2 separate regions of the Homo sapiens genome follow, and region 2 is linked to region 1. The links are chromatin loops, found by intact Hi-C in ENCODE. Cell type or tissue: PC-3. All regions are shown on one strand. Links, peaks and the distances in the headings refer to the core of each region. The heading gives the core; the rest is flanking DNA.

Region 1 (8,342 bases), core at 41-8,040:
CACATGGTGAGAGTGGCAGCAAGAGAGTGAATGAGGAGGCATCATACTTTTTTATTTTATTTATTTATTTACTTGGAGACAGGGTCTCCATCTGTCACCGAGGCTGGAATACAGTGGTGCCATCAAGGGCTCACTGCAGCCTCAACTTCCTGTGCTCAAGCAATCCTTCTACCTCTCTGAGTAGCTGGAACTACAGGCTTGAGCCACCACATCTAGCAAATGTTTTTGATTTTTTTGTAGAGATGGGGTCTCACCATATTGCCCCAGGTTAGTCTCAAACTTTTAGGCTCAAACAATTCTTCCACCTCAGCCTCCCAAAATGCTAGGATTATAGGCATGAGCCATTGTGCCCAGCCTGTCACACTCTTTTAAACAACCACACTTTTTTTTTTCTTTTTTGAGACGAGATGGAGTCCTGCTCTGTCACCCAGGCTGGAGTGATCCCAGGCACTATCACCAGGCACAATCTCGATCTCAGTTGACTGCAACCTCCATCTCCCAGGTTTAAGCAATTCTCCTACCTCATCCTCCTGAGTAGCTGGGATTACAGGCACATGCCACCATGCCCAGCTAATTTTTGTATTTTTAGTAGAGACAGGGTTTCACCATGTGGCCAGGCTGGTCTTGAACTCCTGACCTCAGGTGATCCGCCCGCCTCAGCCTCCCAAAATGCTGGGATTACAGGCGTGAGCTACCGTGCCCAGCCTAAACAATCACATTTCAAGTGAACTGAGTAAGAGCTAACGTATCACCAAAAGGATGGTGCTAAACCATTCATGAAAGATCCTCCATTTCCCAGTCACCTCCCACCAGGCCCCACCTCCAACATGGGGATTATATTTCAACATGAGATTTGGAGGGGACAAATATCTAAACTGTATTAGTAGGCCTTACTATCTCTGTCACAACTATTCAACTCTGCTGTTACAACATGAAAACAATCGACAATATATAATAAATGTGTGGCTGTGTTCCAATAAAACTTTATGGACAATGAAATTTTAATTTCATATTTCACATGAACAAAATATTGTTTTCAAAGATGTAAAATGTAAAATCCATTCTTAGTTCAGGAGTGATACAAAAACAGGCAGTCAGCCATATTTTGCCTTCCTTGACTTAGCCTATAACAGATTCTCAGAGTGAGGTCTCAACAGCATCAGCATCATGTGGGAATGTGTTAGAAAGGCAAATTTTCCTGCCCCACCCCGGATCTAGTGAATCAGAAACTCCGGGCATGCAGCCCAGCTGACTAAGGCCTAATAAGCTCTCTAGGTGATTCTGATACATACTCAAGTTTGAGAACTACTGTCCTCTAAACAAGTTCAAGTCTCTCCTTCAAAAAAAAGGCCTCTGACTTTGCACCTCAAACTTTTTCTCATTTCATCCAAAATTCCAGAATGATTAGTCAATTCTTGCTGGCTCCATTTTCTCAGCATAACTTACCATGAGTTTATAAAATGAGAGTAAGAATACCACCAAGTGGTTGTCAGAACTACATAAGATGATTATAGGTGGGAATTCCACATAGGAAATTCTTCATGTAGTCAAGAAAGGTGGAAAGGATTTTAACTGCATATCCCAGGGAGGAGAAATATAGAAGGAACAGTGCCTGCCTCCCCATAATCCCCTCACCCACTCCTCATCATAGAAGAAGAGTGAGCTGATGGGGGAGCCTGGGAAAAGGAATGAAACCTGTTCTGCTTACAGGGGCAGCTGGAACTTACTCAGCCTCTCTGTGCAAAGTAGAAAGAGGCACCTCCTCAGGAGAACACAGTCCTATAGAGCAAAGCTTGGTGATTGGAAGGTAACCCGTGGAAATAAGAATAAGATATAATTTACTCAAGTGGACAGAGCCCTCAGGGACACTATCGGGTCCTGTTTGCTCGTCTCCTGCTAGGTTGCCTCTTTTGGTTTCTGAATTTTTGTGGTCCATTAATTTCCTAAAGTCTCTGTAAATCACCCCTTAGCCTCAATGAAACCAGCAAGTCTCTTTGATAGGAACTTTTAAACAGGTACAGTGGTCTATAGCCAGCAGGGTCCTGTACTTGCCCAAGATTGCCAGGACAATTTTCCCCAATATTCAGTTTTTCCATCTACTAACCAATATAGCAATGGTAAAAGTATTGTGTGGAGTGTGTTGTTCAAAAATATAGGTGCTTGAATTTCTATTTTTCCTGTTCACTAAGATCATAATTGCAGTATTTAATGCAGACAGCAATCATGCCATCATCTTTGCTTTTGGAAAAAAACGACAAACAAAAACAAAGCAGCAGGAAGAATGTGCCAAGTTAGAGCTACATTTGAAGTGCTCATGGAATGTTAGAGGAAATAGGAGAATCAGAGAAGTTCTCACAAAACTGTATGAAATATAAGCTTTTTTTTTTTTTTTCCAGAGCTGGGTTCTCACTATATTGCCCAGGCTGGCCTTGAATTGCTGAGCTCAAGAGATTTTTCTGCCTTAGCCTACTGGGTATCTGATCTGGGACGACAGGTGTGCACCACCATACTCAGCTAATAAGTAGCATTTTTATGGGTGGATAAGAAGAGAAAGGAATTCCAAGTGAGGAAACAGCATGAGAAAAGTAGGGGGGGAATAATCTGGGGTAGCTGGAGCACAGAAATGTTGAGAGTTGGCATGGTTGAACTTGACAGCCAAATCCTGAATCTTTATATGTCACAGAGTTATCCCTTGGTATCCATGGGGGATTGGTTTCTGGACCTCATTTTATATGAGGGACTTGAACATCCATACCAAAATCCATGGATGTTGGTATTAGTCAGTTTTCATGCTACTGATAAAGACAAACCCAAGACTGGGTAGAAAAAGAGGTTTAATTGAACTTACAGTTCAACATGGCTAGGGAGGCCTCAGAATCATGGTGGGAGGCGAAAGGCACTTCTTACATGGTGGCAGCAAGAGAAAAATGAGGAAGATGCAAAACCATGATAAAATCACCAGCTCTCGTGAGACTTATTCACTACCATGAGAACAGTATGGAATGAGGAAGATGCAAAAACCATGATAAAACCATTAGATTTCATAAGACTTATTCACTACCATGAGAACAGTATGGGGGAAACCGTCCCCATGATTCAAATTATCTCCCACCAGGTCCCTCCCACAACACATGGGAATTATGGGAATACAATTCAAGATGAGATTTTGGTGGGGATGCAGAGCCAAACCGTATCAGTGTTCAAGTCCTTCCTATAAAATGGTATAGTAGGCCAGGCACGGTGGCTCACGCCCGTAATCCTAGCACTTTGAGAGGATGAGGCAGGTGGATCACCTGAGGTCAGGAGTTCCAGACCAGCCTGACCAATACAATGAAACCACCGTCTCTACTAAAAATACAAAATTTAGCCGGGCGTGATGTCATTCACCTGTAATCTCAGCTACTCAGGAGGCTGAGACAGGAGAATTGCTTGAACGCAGGAGGTGGAGGCTGCAGTGAGCTGAGATCGCACCATTGCACTCCAGCCTGGGCAACAAGAGCAAAACTCTGTCTCAAAATAAAATAAAATAAAATAAAATGGTATAGTATTTGCATATCCTCCTATATACTTTAAATCATCTCGTGGTTACTTATAGTACCCAGTGCAATGTAAATAGTATGTAAATAGTTGTTACACTACATTGTCTGGGAAATAGCAGCAAGAAAAAAGTCTATACATGCTCAGTACAGACACAACCATTTTTTTCCTCTTTTTTCTTTTTTAAAAAAATATTTTTGTCTCATGGTTGGTTGAATCCACAGATCTGGAATCCATAGAAACAGAGGACCAACTGTACTAAGCCCCGTTAGGACAGAGAAAATTTAAGTGATTCCTTTATCTTTAATGGATTTAGTAGAGTACTTGGAACATAGCAGCAGATTATTAAATATTTGTAACAAGAAAAAAATGAATGTGTGAAATTTCATTTACTTATACTTAGTTGAGTCAGGTGGCCTAACAAACTGTAAGGAGTCCTAGCAGATGGAGGAGGCAGGAAGTCAAGCTAGAAAATTTACATGTGAGTTATTATTTATTGCTTGATGAGCTCATCAGATGAGTCAGAAATCGTTTTCCCAATATTCCTGTAATAGACTCAGATGACAAATACAAAACTTAATTTGCTTCCAACAACTTCTTTAAAGGAAAAAAATTATGGCCAGTCACCGTAGTTCACGCCTGTAGTTCCAGCACTTTGGGAGGCCAAGGCAGTCAGATCATGAGGTCAGGAGTTTGAGACCAGCCTGGCCAACATGGTGAAACCCCATCTTTACTAAAAATACAAAAATTAGCCAGACATGGTGGCGCTTGCCTGTAATCCCAGCTACTCAAGAGGCTTAGGCAGGAGAATCGCCTGAACCCAGTAGGCAGAGGTTGCAGTGGGAGCCAAGATTGCACCACTGCTCTCCAGCCTGGGCAACAGAGTGAGATTCTGTCTCCAAAAAAAAAAAAAAAATTGTAAAAATAAATCATGTTTATTTCAGAAAACTTGGGACATATCCTACAAATTATAATAAAGTAATAAAGACTGTTTAAATCCCTGTAATCTCATCAAGTAATGTAACAGTATAACAATATTTTCTCATGTCATTAAACATTCTTTGAAAGTGTGATTTAAATGTGATTTTCCGCAAATGCATGCATCAATCTGTTTTCTATTTATTTAACCATTCCTCTATTAGTAGACATGTAGACAATTTCCAAATATTCATTACACCTTTGTAAATGTATCTTTATTATTATTATTACTATTTTTTTTCTGAGACAGAGTCTTGCTCTGTCACCCAGCCTGGAATGCTGCAACCTCTGCCTCCCAGGTTCAAGTGATTCTCCTGCCTCAGCCTCCTGAGTAGCTGGACTATAGGCATCTGCCACCACACCTGGCTAATTTTTTGTGTTTTTACTAGAGACGGGGTTTCACCGTGTTAGGCAGGATGGTCTTGATCTCCTGACCTCGCAATCCACCCGCCTCGCCCTCTCAAAGTGCTGGGATTACAGGCGTGAGCCACTGCGCTCCGTCATAAATGTGTCTTTAAATATAACTCTAATAATTTTCACAGTGAAGAGCCTTAAAAATACCCTTAAAACCCTATTAAAGACAAAAGGCTGCGCACGGTGGCTCATGCCTGTAATCCCAGCACTTTGGAAGGCCGAGGCAGGCGAATCACTTGAGGCCAGGAGTTTGAGACCAGCCTGTCCAACATGAAACCCCGTCTCTACTAAAAATACAAAAAGTAGCTGGGTGTGGTGGCACGTGACTGTAATCCCAGTTACATGGGAGAGGCAGGAGAATCACTTGAACCCGGGAGGTAGAGGTTGAGTGAGCCAAGATGGCGCCACTGCACTCCAGCCTGGATGGCAGAGTGAGACCCTGTCTCAAAAATAAAAATTAAAATTAAAAAAAAAATCTCTTAAAGACAAAAGAAGTTGAAAAAGATGGCTATACTATATGTATAAAATAGTTTAACAGGCTGGGCACAGTGGCTCACACCTGTAATTCCAGCACTTTGGGAGGCTGAGATGGGAGGATTGCTTGAGGCCGGGAGTTCGAGAGCAGCCTGGTCAACATAGCAAGACCCCCCCATTTCTGTTTTAACATAATAATTTAAAAAGAAAAGAAAGGAGAAATAAAATAGCTCAACAGTAGAAATCTGTAGGCTCTTCTAAAAATAACAATGTATAACACATTTTCAATCAAAATTCCACCTGAACTTCTTTTTTTTTTTTGAGACAGTGTCTTGCTCTGTTGCCAGGCTGGAGTGCAGTGGCATGATCTCGGCTCACTATAACCTCTGCCTCCTTGGTTCAAGCAATTCCCCTGCCTCAGCCTCCTGAGTAGCTGGGATCAGAGGTGTGCACCACCACACTCGGCTAATTTTTTTTTTTTGTATTTTAGTAAAGATGGTGTTTCACCATGTTGGCCAGGGTGGTCTCGATCTCCTGACCTTGTGATTGGCCTCCCAAAGGCCTGGGATTACAGGTGCGAGCCACCATGCCCGGCCTGAATTTCTTATAAGTGATAAATATTCTTTATTTGGTGTTACACATAAATTACACTAAAATGCCTTTCAGCAATTGAAAAGTAGAATTTTAGGTAGGGCACAGTGGCTCACTCCTGTAATTTCAGCCCTTTGGGAGGCCAAGGTAATAGGATTGCTTGAGCCTAGGAGTTTCATACCAGCCTGGGCAACAAAGTGAGGCCCAGTCTCTACATAAAATTTTTTAAAAACCAACCTGGCATGATGGTGCCTGCCTCTAGTCTCAGCAACTCGGGGGCTGAGGTGGGAGGATGGCTTGAGCCTGGGAGGTTGAGCCTGCAGTGAGCTGTTTATCATACCACTGCACTCCAGTCTGGGCGACAAAGCGAGACCCTGTCTCAAAAAAATAAAAAAGAAGAACAAAGAAAGAAAATAAAAATAGCATTTTGGATACCAGGAATTCTAATTAGATTGACATAATTAAGACCAAAAATATAAAGCAGACATTGCTACCTTATCTTCAGCCCTTGCCCTTAACAGGCTAATGATCACAAGTTAAAACACAGGTAATTCTTGCTTGGTTCTGAGATAGTGAAGGGATTTCCCCAGTATTTAAATATATTCATATATTCATTTATATAACTATATAAATCAAAACATAAAATCAATTTCCAATAGGCTTTGTGATGGCATTCTCCATCTTTGTGAAAAGTTGAACATTACTAATCAAGTCCAAACTTATCTTTAGAAGAGGAAACAGTGAGAACATTTACTGAATTGGAATTACTATCAAAATTCAAGAAACTAATTGTATTCATTTAACCATAAGCCAGACTTAGTTAAATCAGGACTGTCTAACAAAAATATTCTGTCAGTCATTAATGATCTGAATTCTGGTGTATGAGATCAATTAAATTATGACACACATTTAAAAAGTCATGAGGCTGGTCACAGTGGCTCATACCTATAATCTCAGCACTTTGGGAGGCCAAAGTGAGAGGACTGCTTGAGGCCTGGAGTTCGAGACCAGCCTGCACAACACTGCAAACTCTCGTCTCTACAAAAAATTAAAAATTAAAGATCAGCCAAGTGTGTTGGCATACGCCTGTAGTCCCAGCTACTCAGGAGGCTTGAGGTGTGAAGATTGCTTGAGCCCAGGAATTTGAGGCTGCAGTGAGCCATGGTTGTGCCACTGCACTCCAGCCTAGACAACAGAACAAGACCCTATCTCTTAAAAGAAAGAAAAAAGTTATGAGACATTTCTGCTTTGTAATAAGGCAGTAGCCAATTATTACTTATTAGGGCTTTTTGAGATAAGCTATCAGGTCTGTCCTTTCTGTCTCCTTCTTAATGCCTGTGAAGATCATTTTTGTTTAAGGTATATTTCTTGAGAATCTCCGAATAGTTCATCAGTGTCTCCTCCCCCCAGATGATGCCTTTGTTCTTACTAATGTCTGTGAGAGAGAATCCAGTGAACTCATCTGTTTTCCAAAGAGGCCATGAAGATTGGGTCCATGTGGCACTGAGCACACTCTGAACAAAAGTCTTCTGCCTTTCTCAACATCACCCATATTTAATCTCTCATCAACGACACTATGAACGTTCCCACTCGGAAGCGGGACAGCCCACTCTCCAGGACTCCAGCTGGATTTTGAGGGGAATGTGACAAATTGATTCTGAAATGAACAAAGAATAGCTAAGACGCAAATAACTAAACTAATTTTGAGAAAGAAGAGCAAAGATAGAGGACTTTTTCTACCAAATATTAAGATAAATCAATCACATTCACAGAAATAAAAACAATTTAATACTGCCACAAGAACAGATAGGCCAGGGGCCGTGGTTCATGCCTGTAATCCCAGCACTATCAGACGGAGGCCGAGGCAGGTGGATCACCTGAGGTCAGGAGTTCGACACCAGCCTGGCCAACATGGTGAAACCCCATCTCTACTAAAAATACAAAAATTAGCCACGTGTGGTGACTCCAGCCTGGGCAACTCCAGCCTGCACTCCAGCCTGGATGACAAGAGCAAAACTCCATCTGAAGAAAAAAAAAAAAAGAACAAATAGATCAATAGATCAGTAGAACAAAATAAGGAGCCCCGAAACAAACCCATGTGCATATTGAAACTTCATATATCATAGAAATGGCATCTTTAATCAATGAAGAAAGAAGGATAGATTTTTTTTTTTTTTTTAGTGAATGACGTTGGGGGAGCTAGTACATGGAGAAAAACCCAGTTGTATTCCTGCCTCATACCATATACAAATGTTAACTGTAATGGATTACTTCCATCTGAAATGGAAATCAGTGAAGATAAGGAAAGTAGAGAAGAATATCTTTGTGACTTTGAAATGGAGGTGTTA
Region 2 (8,342 bases), core at 120-8,119, 71 kb after region 1:
GTTCTGCGATGGCTAGAGTTAAATCGGATGTTCTATAACCCTGTGGTTAAATTGTGTATTACTACTTTGTGTTCCTTCATAAGAATATGGAGAAGCTGAACTTGACATTTTATTTTGATTTTTGTTTAGTTGTAACGTTGGACATTTTAATACGCTTGCTTACTAACATTTCTCTAGTGAATTGTCTGTTCAAAGCTTTACTCTTTGGGCTGCTTTGATTTGTTGAGTTCTTATAACATATTTACATTTTGTCAAGTGTTGATTATTTTCTTCACTGACCATCAATTTAATTTTTTTTTTCTTTTTCTTTTTCCTTTTTTTTGAGACAGAGTCTTGCTCTGTCGCCCAGGCTGGAGTGCAGTGGCATGATCTCTGCTCACCGCAAGCTCCGCCTTCCAGGTTGAAGCCATTCTCCTGCCTCAGCCTCCCGAGTAGCTGGGACTACAGGCACCTGCCACCATGCCTGGCTAATTTTTTGTATTTTTAGTAGAGACGGGTTTCACCGTGTTAGCCAGGATGGTCTCGATCTCCTGACCTCACGATCCACCTGCCTCAGCCCCCCAAAGTGCTGGGATTACAGGCCAAAGCCACCGTGCCCGGCCCAATTTGATTTTTTAACCATTATTTTTCTCTTATGCTGGACAGAATGTTTAGTAGGCTTGCTTCTTAAAGTTTTGCCATGAAATAGATGCCTCTGTTCTAGTTAAAAGTGAAACTTCATTCAAAACAAAGAAATGTAAACAGGCAGTGTGGGGATATATTCCTCAGGAGTACTGAGCTGAAGGTAATCAGTTAGTAGTTGAAGCCAAAGGAGCTAATGAGATTTCCTAGACAAGAGTTTAGATAAGAAGGGAAGTGGGGATAGGATGAAGAGCACTAGAGGAAAGATTGACCTTAAATGGAATGAGAAGAAAGATAAACTTTCTGTATTGCAGTGATTCTCAAACTACTTTCAGTTAGAATCACCTGAAGAATTTTTTTTTTTAAAAAAGAGTTGATGCCCAGTTTCCCCCCTGCCCCCAGATTTGTATACAGCAAGAGTTGAGAATCACTGCTTAGAATATATCTGCTTATAATAAGTCGGTAGGTCTTAACATTTTTGTAAGTCTTAGTCAATCTGGAAGACTTGCTATAGAGTGCTGGGCCCCTTCCTCAGAGTTTGATTCAGTAGGTCTGGGTTGGGACCTGAGAATTTTCATTTTTATCCTATTTCTAGAGAAACATGGTTTCTCTAGAATCACATGTCTCAGAAACATTGTTTCTTTTTTTTTTTTTTTTTTTTTTTTTGAGACGGAGTCTTGGTCTGTCACCCAGGCTGTAGTACAGTGGCATGATCTCGGCTCACTGCAACCTCCACCTTCCGGGTTCAAGTGATTCTCCTGCCTCAGCCTCCCGAGTAGCTGGGATTACAGGTGCCTGCCACCATGCCTGGCTAATTTTTGTATTTTTAGTAGAGACGGGGTTTCACCATGTTGGCCAGGCTGGTCTTGAACTCCTGACCTCAGGTGATCGCCTGCCTCAGTCTCCCAAAGTGCTGGGATTACAGGTGTGAGCCATCGTGCCCGGCCAGAAACATGGTTCTGCGAACCGCAGTAGCAGTAGGTGTAGGAAGGAAAGTTTGGATGTTAGATACAGGTTGGTTTGGAGATTTGCTCCTAGGAAGTTTAAGGAGTTCTTTTCTCATGATGTTGCTTTCTCTCTAATATACAGAAAGGGTCTTCACCAAGAGTGCTGCTTGAGTAATAATGGTGTTCAGAAAAGTCCAAGATTTCAGGATTCTTAGTTAAATAACTTAAGCAAGTTGACTGTTTTTCTTGATACATCAGTTCCTTTTTTTTTCACCTGATGAAAAAGCTCTTTGAATTTTAATTTTGTCAGGTAGTGAATATTTACTGTCCTCTTTTGTCACTGTAGATGAATATTCTTTCTATATCTTTGTACATGTTACTGGTAAATTTGCCAATAGGATAGATTTTGGTAGTACATTCTCTTTTCACAACATCATCATCATTAGCGGTCTTGGGGTAAAATTAATTGTATACATTCTTCTACATATAGTAGCAAATTGTATTAGTGTAGTCCTATTGGTTGTAGGTCAGTCTTTTTTCAGGTTGTCGGTTGTCTCAAGGAAAGATGGTTTATTGTAAACGTATACGTGAAAAGCGAAATGGTTATCTACACTGTTATGTGGGAGGAGGCAGCATAGTGTAATGGATTGAACCCGACACCCTAGTTTCAAATTCAATCTGATTTAGTCTTTATGTGTAAAAATCAAGACAGTAACTACATTGTAAAGTTGTTTGACTGAAATGAGATAATAGAGGTGAGAATGCCTGATAAATTTTATGGAACTATACAAACGTTGGGTGGCATTTTACATGCATATAAAATGACATCTCTGCTGATTCTGTAATTGACAAATATAAAACTAACGGATGAAACGAAATTTATAAAAGTAAAGTGGATATAGGCTTTACTTTGATGCTTTTTGCTTGGTATACCTATTCTATACTATCTTTGGCTCCTGTGTTTCAGTTCTCAATGTTTTCAGCTATTGATCGTTTCTATGGTAGAATTAGCCATCTTCTACCCTACTGCTACAATAACCCCTCAAAAACAAAAACAAAAACAACCGTTAGGTTGATATGTATCTACAACTTAATTAAATTGAAGGGAAATAGCATGAGACATAATTTTTCTTTTTTGCCTATCTATTAATAGACTAAGTTAGGGTGCATCACCAAGATGAGGGTACATTAGCTCTAAAGATGAGGATTCTCTTTGTATTTGAATGCTTATGAAAATGTTATTTATTTCTAACAACTTCTCATATGTAAGGGAACTTTATATATGCTTTGAAAAAAATGGATACTATTTTTTGAATATTTAGTCCTCAGTGATGAAATAGGTTATTTTTATATACCTTGTGTTTGTGAGATGTTTTACCTTTTACGAAATGAAGAGAACATAGAACGTTGTTTCTGTTCTAAACTGTTAAAGTTAATAGAGCTTTGTTGGGCACATACTGCCTGATGATGATACAGGGATGTAATATGTAGGGGAATGAAGATGTTGTCCTGTCATTTGGATTCCATGTGCATAGGTTGATGTGTCAGTCATTTCAAGCATATTAAATTGGATAATATATCTTTTTAAAATAGACAGTCTCAGTGGGTTCACTGTGTTTTAACTATTCACGACAGCATGGAATTATAACCCTTATTCTCTATGATAGAGTTAAGCAGTTATAACCATATATAACTGATATGTTTCACAAGTGCATGATAGCTTATTGTGATCAATTTTGTTGTGTATTGGTTATTGGAATTTGACAGTTAAAAAGTTCTATGAAATTATCATTGATATGGGAAGTTTTTTCAGAATTTCTGTGAACATTTGAATTTACTGAGTTTTTCATCCTTATTTTTCTTTCTTATGTACATCTTAAGGACTGGGGTTTTAAGGGGTGTGGCAGGAGGTTTTGGACTCGATGAGTTTCCACCGAAATGTCGGAGAAGTCAGGCCAGAGCACAAAAGCAAAGGATGGGAAAAAGTATGCAACACTCAGTTTATTTAATACTTACAAGGGGAAATCATTAGAAACACAGAAAACCACAGGTGAGTAAAATCAAGTGACACTTATGTTTTTCATGGTTTGTTTTGTTACTATAAGTGATACACCTGCTGCTATGAGAAGCTAGGATGTACCCAAGTTAATACAATGCTATTTACATTTGCGTTTTTATGCATGCACACATTTTTCAGAGGATATGTGATAAACATCTTATAATTGAAAATTTATACTTTCATAGAGCCCTTTAAAAATATTTTTGTTTTTCTCTGTTGTCAGCAGAAAAAAGGTAGAACTGTGTGGCTCTAAAGGGGAAACTCAGTCAATGAGATTGATAGGCACAGACCTATATATTAGTGGGAATTTAGTATCTTTTTAATTATAGACTAGAGAAAGTCTTATGTTTCGTGTGTGGGGGTGTGTGTGTGTGTGTGTTAGATACTGTGACCTAGTGAATATAGTGAAAACTGAAAATCATGCATGGCATATTAACAGTATTCTTTATGAACATACAGTCAATACATTTATTCTCTAACATTCTAAGTTTTGAGTTTGAAATAGATTCTCTGAAAAAATATCAGTATTATCAATGTTTTCTGTAGTGTGTTGAATTGCATTGTTAAATTTTTTAAGGAATCTGTTAAATGCTGTTAAATGGCTTGATTTCTACACTGAAATGTGTTGCAGGTGTGTAGCTTAGTTTTAAAATTATTATTTTAAAATACATGAATGAAAATCATTCAGGGATTGCATTAATTCCTATTGTTTTTCTATATTGTTTGAGGAATAAAATGGGTAATAAAATAGATGTTCTAAGAAAGTTGATGTTATTGATCTTTAGTTGCAGCTCGACATGGATTACAGAGTCTTGGAAAAGTCGGTATTTCACGGCGTATGCCTCCACCTGCTAACCTCCCAAGTCTTAAAGCAGAAAACAAAGGCAATGATCCTAATGTAAACATTGTACCTAAAGATGGCACAGGGTGGGCATCAAAACAAGAGCAACATGAAGAAGAAAAGTGAGTCAAAGTCTGTTAAAGAATGAAGCCCTTCCCCTTTCTTTGTAGGGAACTTATGTTTGAGTACCTGCTATTTGCTAAGTGTTATGCTGTCTGTATTACATATTACATATTTTATACTCTTTAAAGTCTTTTGACTATAGTAACTTTTGGTTAATTTTCCCTATTAAAAGTATTTCAATTTGTCAGGGTAGAACAGATGACAGAATTGGGAATCACAACCTTGCTTATGTCATAGCCTTTATTAGGCTCCCCGCTTTCATACTACCACCAACTCAGGTATTCCCTTTCCAATATGATTAAGAGTTGACTCCGATACCTAAATTCCATGATACTAAGGATGTCTGTCTGCCAATTTACTGTGTATCTCCAGCATTGAAACTGCCTGATGTTTCATAGGTGCTCAAGTAATAATTTGTATATACTGTAGCAAGAAAGTTAGGATAGAATTAATAGTGTCCATCTTAGTCATCCTTCTTTCAACAACTATTTAGACTTCTGTATGTCAAGGATTTTGCCAGACTCTTAGCTAATTGAATGACCAAGCCTAAATAGTGGTAATTTAAAAAAAATAAGACAAGCCATTGGATACTTGATGTTTTCTTGCCTATCTCTTATCAAAATTCTATACTCCTGCCTGGGGAGATTTATATAGTAAATTTGACTACTTCTGTAGTAATGTATCAAATACGTAAATGCTTGTTAGCTGTAGTAAAATTATTTTATAGTAATGAGTCAGTTATAGGTATGAGTGTCCCAGAAACACATTGCATTTTGTGAGCCTCTTAACTACTTTCTTATTTTTAAGCATTACCTCATTACAAGAATTGAATAAAACTGTACACCCTTTCAAAACACCTTTTACTCATGTGAATGCATTAGGCAGGTTGCTGTTACCTCTTTGAATAACAGTAGTAAGTACAGTGGTGATCCTGTTGACTGCCAGGTGGGGAGTTTGCTTAGCTTTAGCCCTCAACTAATTTCACCAGTCCAGACTGTATGTATGTTTATACTGCTATTTTTAATTATAAGTGTTCACTTCTTCAAAACAGATATTTGGTAACTGTGTTTAATTAAAAGTGTGTGTGTATGTGTGTGTGTGTGTGTGTGTGTGTGTGTTTTAAACAAAATGGAAAACAAGCAAAACTCATCTCATTGGGTTATTCAAAGGTAGAGATGAAAGACGATAAAAATAGCCATAATTCATTTAAAGGAATGTTGCAGAGAGAAAACATTTATTGGAGATTTACCAATGAATAAACATATAGCCAAAATAATTTGTACACAGGTTTACCTTAAATATAATATTGATTTTATTTAAACATACAGTATCTGAAATAATGGATTCATATTTTTTTTTAAGAACACCAGAAGTGCCACCAGCACAGCCAAAACCTGGGGTTGCAGCTCCCCCAGAAGTAGCACCTGCTCCCAAATCATGGGCCAGTAACAAGCAAGGTGGGCAAGGAGATGGTAAGTGGACATTAGTTGGGGAAGCTGCCTAGGCTTGATAGTTACTGAACAGCCATGCAGGAGATAAGGGGTGAACTGTGTTTTGGTAGAGCCATAAAGCATTGTTAAAGGATATACTCAAGGCTCTTAAAAAGGTTTTTTAAAAAATCTCTTGGGCTAGCTAAGTTCCAATGTCAAGAGCCATGTATGAGTCAATGATATTGGTTAAGGAAAGGAGTCTTTAAGATACCCTGTGCCCCACATCATTTTATCTTTACCTCTGCATATCCAAGCAAAGCTTGTACCTTCAAAGTATCCAGCCATCGCATAGATTGTTAGAAACCATACTCATTTTTCATCTATGTCCCCAACATCTCCTGTTTCAGACATGCTGCCACGATTCCTGAGAGGAGAAGAGCTAGAAAGTAGCCATAAAGCACCACTGCTGTAATATTCCCCTTTCCCCCAAGGAATGATGGAATCCCCAGCAGAATTTAGTTTTCCCACTTTCGAAACAGGAACTGTCTATAAAACATTCTATGGAAGAACCAATCTGGGCCCTCAAGCTAACAAAACTAGCTGTTTTAATTTATAGAAGTACAAAAAATAGGTAGATAGGAAGTTGGGTGAATAGTGAGGTGTAATAATCTTAGCTGTAAATTAAATCAAAGTAAAGTAAATGAAGCAATAAATTAAATAAAGGCATTTTAGCCTCATCTTGATCTTGGGGTCTTTATTCATCAAACACTATTTCAGTAATATGATTTGAACGAATTCTGAGAATTCTTAGCAGAGGAATTTGATGTGTATTGAAAATGTAAGGAGTCATAATGAAAGAGAAACAAGCTCTTCACTTGCATGGTCATCTTAAATGAGTCCTCTGGAATGGTACTGGTAGATTACTGTCTTAGACTTTCATCTCCTCATGGCTGATCATTAGCTTTTCAAAGGAGTCTAGGTGAATTTTAAAGTGATATGGCTATGAACAGTCATCACTGAAATGTGGAATAATTTAAGAGAAAGAGGCAGAGAGCTCTATCCTGGGAGGGTGGTTTGTATTATCTTCAGTATAAAAGTTACCTTTAATGTTTTTTTAAAAAAATCTATAGGAATCCAAGTGAATAGTCAGTTTCAGCAAGAATTTCCCAGCCTGCAGGCAGCTGGGGATCAGGAAAAAAAAGAAAAGGAAACAAATGATGACAACTATGGACCTGGACCCAGTTTACGTCCACCAAGTAAGAGTACTTTCTCTTTAATACAAAATGAGATCATATTTGTGTATTATCTTGCAATACAACCTCCTGCTTGCTGTTGCATATATTATTTGCCTACTTCGAAAAGGCAGACTTTGTACTATAGTCACTTGCTACTCAGGTATGATTTTTGCACCGACAGTATCACTGTAACTTGAGAACATGTTAGAAATGTGTCATCTTGGGCCTCGCATCCAACTTACTAAATCAAAATCTACATTTTAACAAGATGTCCAGGTGACTTTCATGTATACCAATATTTGGATTTTTTTATACTAGTTTTTGAGCAGGCTTCCCTAATGTGTAACTATTTACTTACTACTGTATTAATATTCGGTGATTCCTCACTTTCTGAGCTCAAACTGAGGAAACAAATAATTTTGGATAATGAGGGATAGTTTATGTACATTACAAAGCAAAAACTAAAAATAAAAGTGTAAAATGTTCGAGGGATTTTTAAATGTCTTCTTAATTGTGATAGCTTCATACTGTCATTACCAAGTATCTTAAAGGACCTTGTTTACATGGGGAGGTTCGTCTATGACAGAAGTGTTTACAAATTCCATATTTCTAAAAACCTGATGTATTTCACATTTTTTAGCTCTTGTCAGATGTAAATAAATCTAAATCTTATTTTTCAAGCGTCATAATGTGGTTGGTGCATTTGTATTAGAAATAGATGTGCTGACTCCTCTATTTTGTTCAGTTGAATTTTCACCAGTTGTCTATTGCTGCATAACAAATTTAGCAATGTAAAACAACAAACTGAACTATACTTATGATATCCCACTGTATCTGAAGGTCAGGAATCCAGGGTCAGCTTAGTTTGAGGTTCTGGCCAAGGGACTCTCTCTCAAAGCCGCGATGAAGCTGTCTGAAGCTGACTTGACTGGGGCTGTACTTCCAAACTGACTGGTGTAGCTCTTGGCTCTTTAGTTTCATGGTCTCTTAGTGGGGCTGCTTATGACATGGCTTCTGCAGAATAAATGATGAGAGACAGACACCCTCCACCCAAGACAGAAGCCCACAGTCTTTAATAACTTAATC

What was found. Peaks named below come from ENCODE experiments on the same cell type or tissue, not always from the same donor. Only the 100,000 strongest peaks of a DNase experiment are listed, where the experiment ranks them.
Region 2: it touches region 1 in a loop (6-fold over the local background); 1 of 110 quality-filtered maps calls a loop at or near these places.

The regions. Positions count from the first base shown.
Region 1 is chr1:171,437,418-171,445,759 of GRCh38, forward strand. It overlaps the pseudogene CYCSP53. Among named protein-coding and RNA genes, the nearest start is that of PRRC2C, 44 kb to the right of the region's middle. In PC-3, for the core only: no CTCF peak of the experiment used is centred there; DNase peaks (open chromatin) are centred at 1,224 and 4,024; H3K27ac peaks cover 4,151 bases.
Region 2 is chr1:171,508,583-171,516,924 of GRCh38, forward strand. It overlaps PRRC2C (proline rich coiled-coil 2C), which reads left to right. Exons shown (of 35, transcript NM_001387844.1): 2 at 3,450-3,618; 3 at 4,413-4,590; 4 at 5,954-6,063; 5 at 7,152-7,277. The coding sequence starts at 3,507. Among named protein-coding and RNA genes, the nearest start is that of PRRC2C, 27 kb to the left of the region's middle. In PC-3, for the core only: no CTCF peak of the experiment used is centred there; no DNase peak of the experiment used is centred there.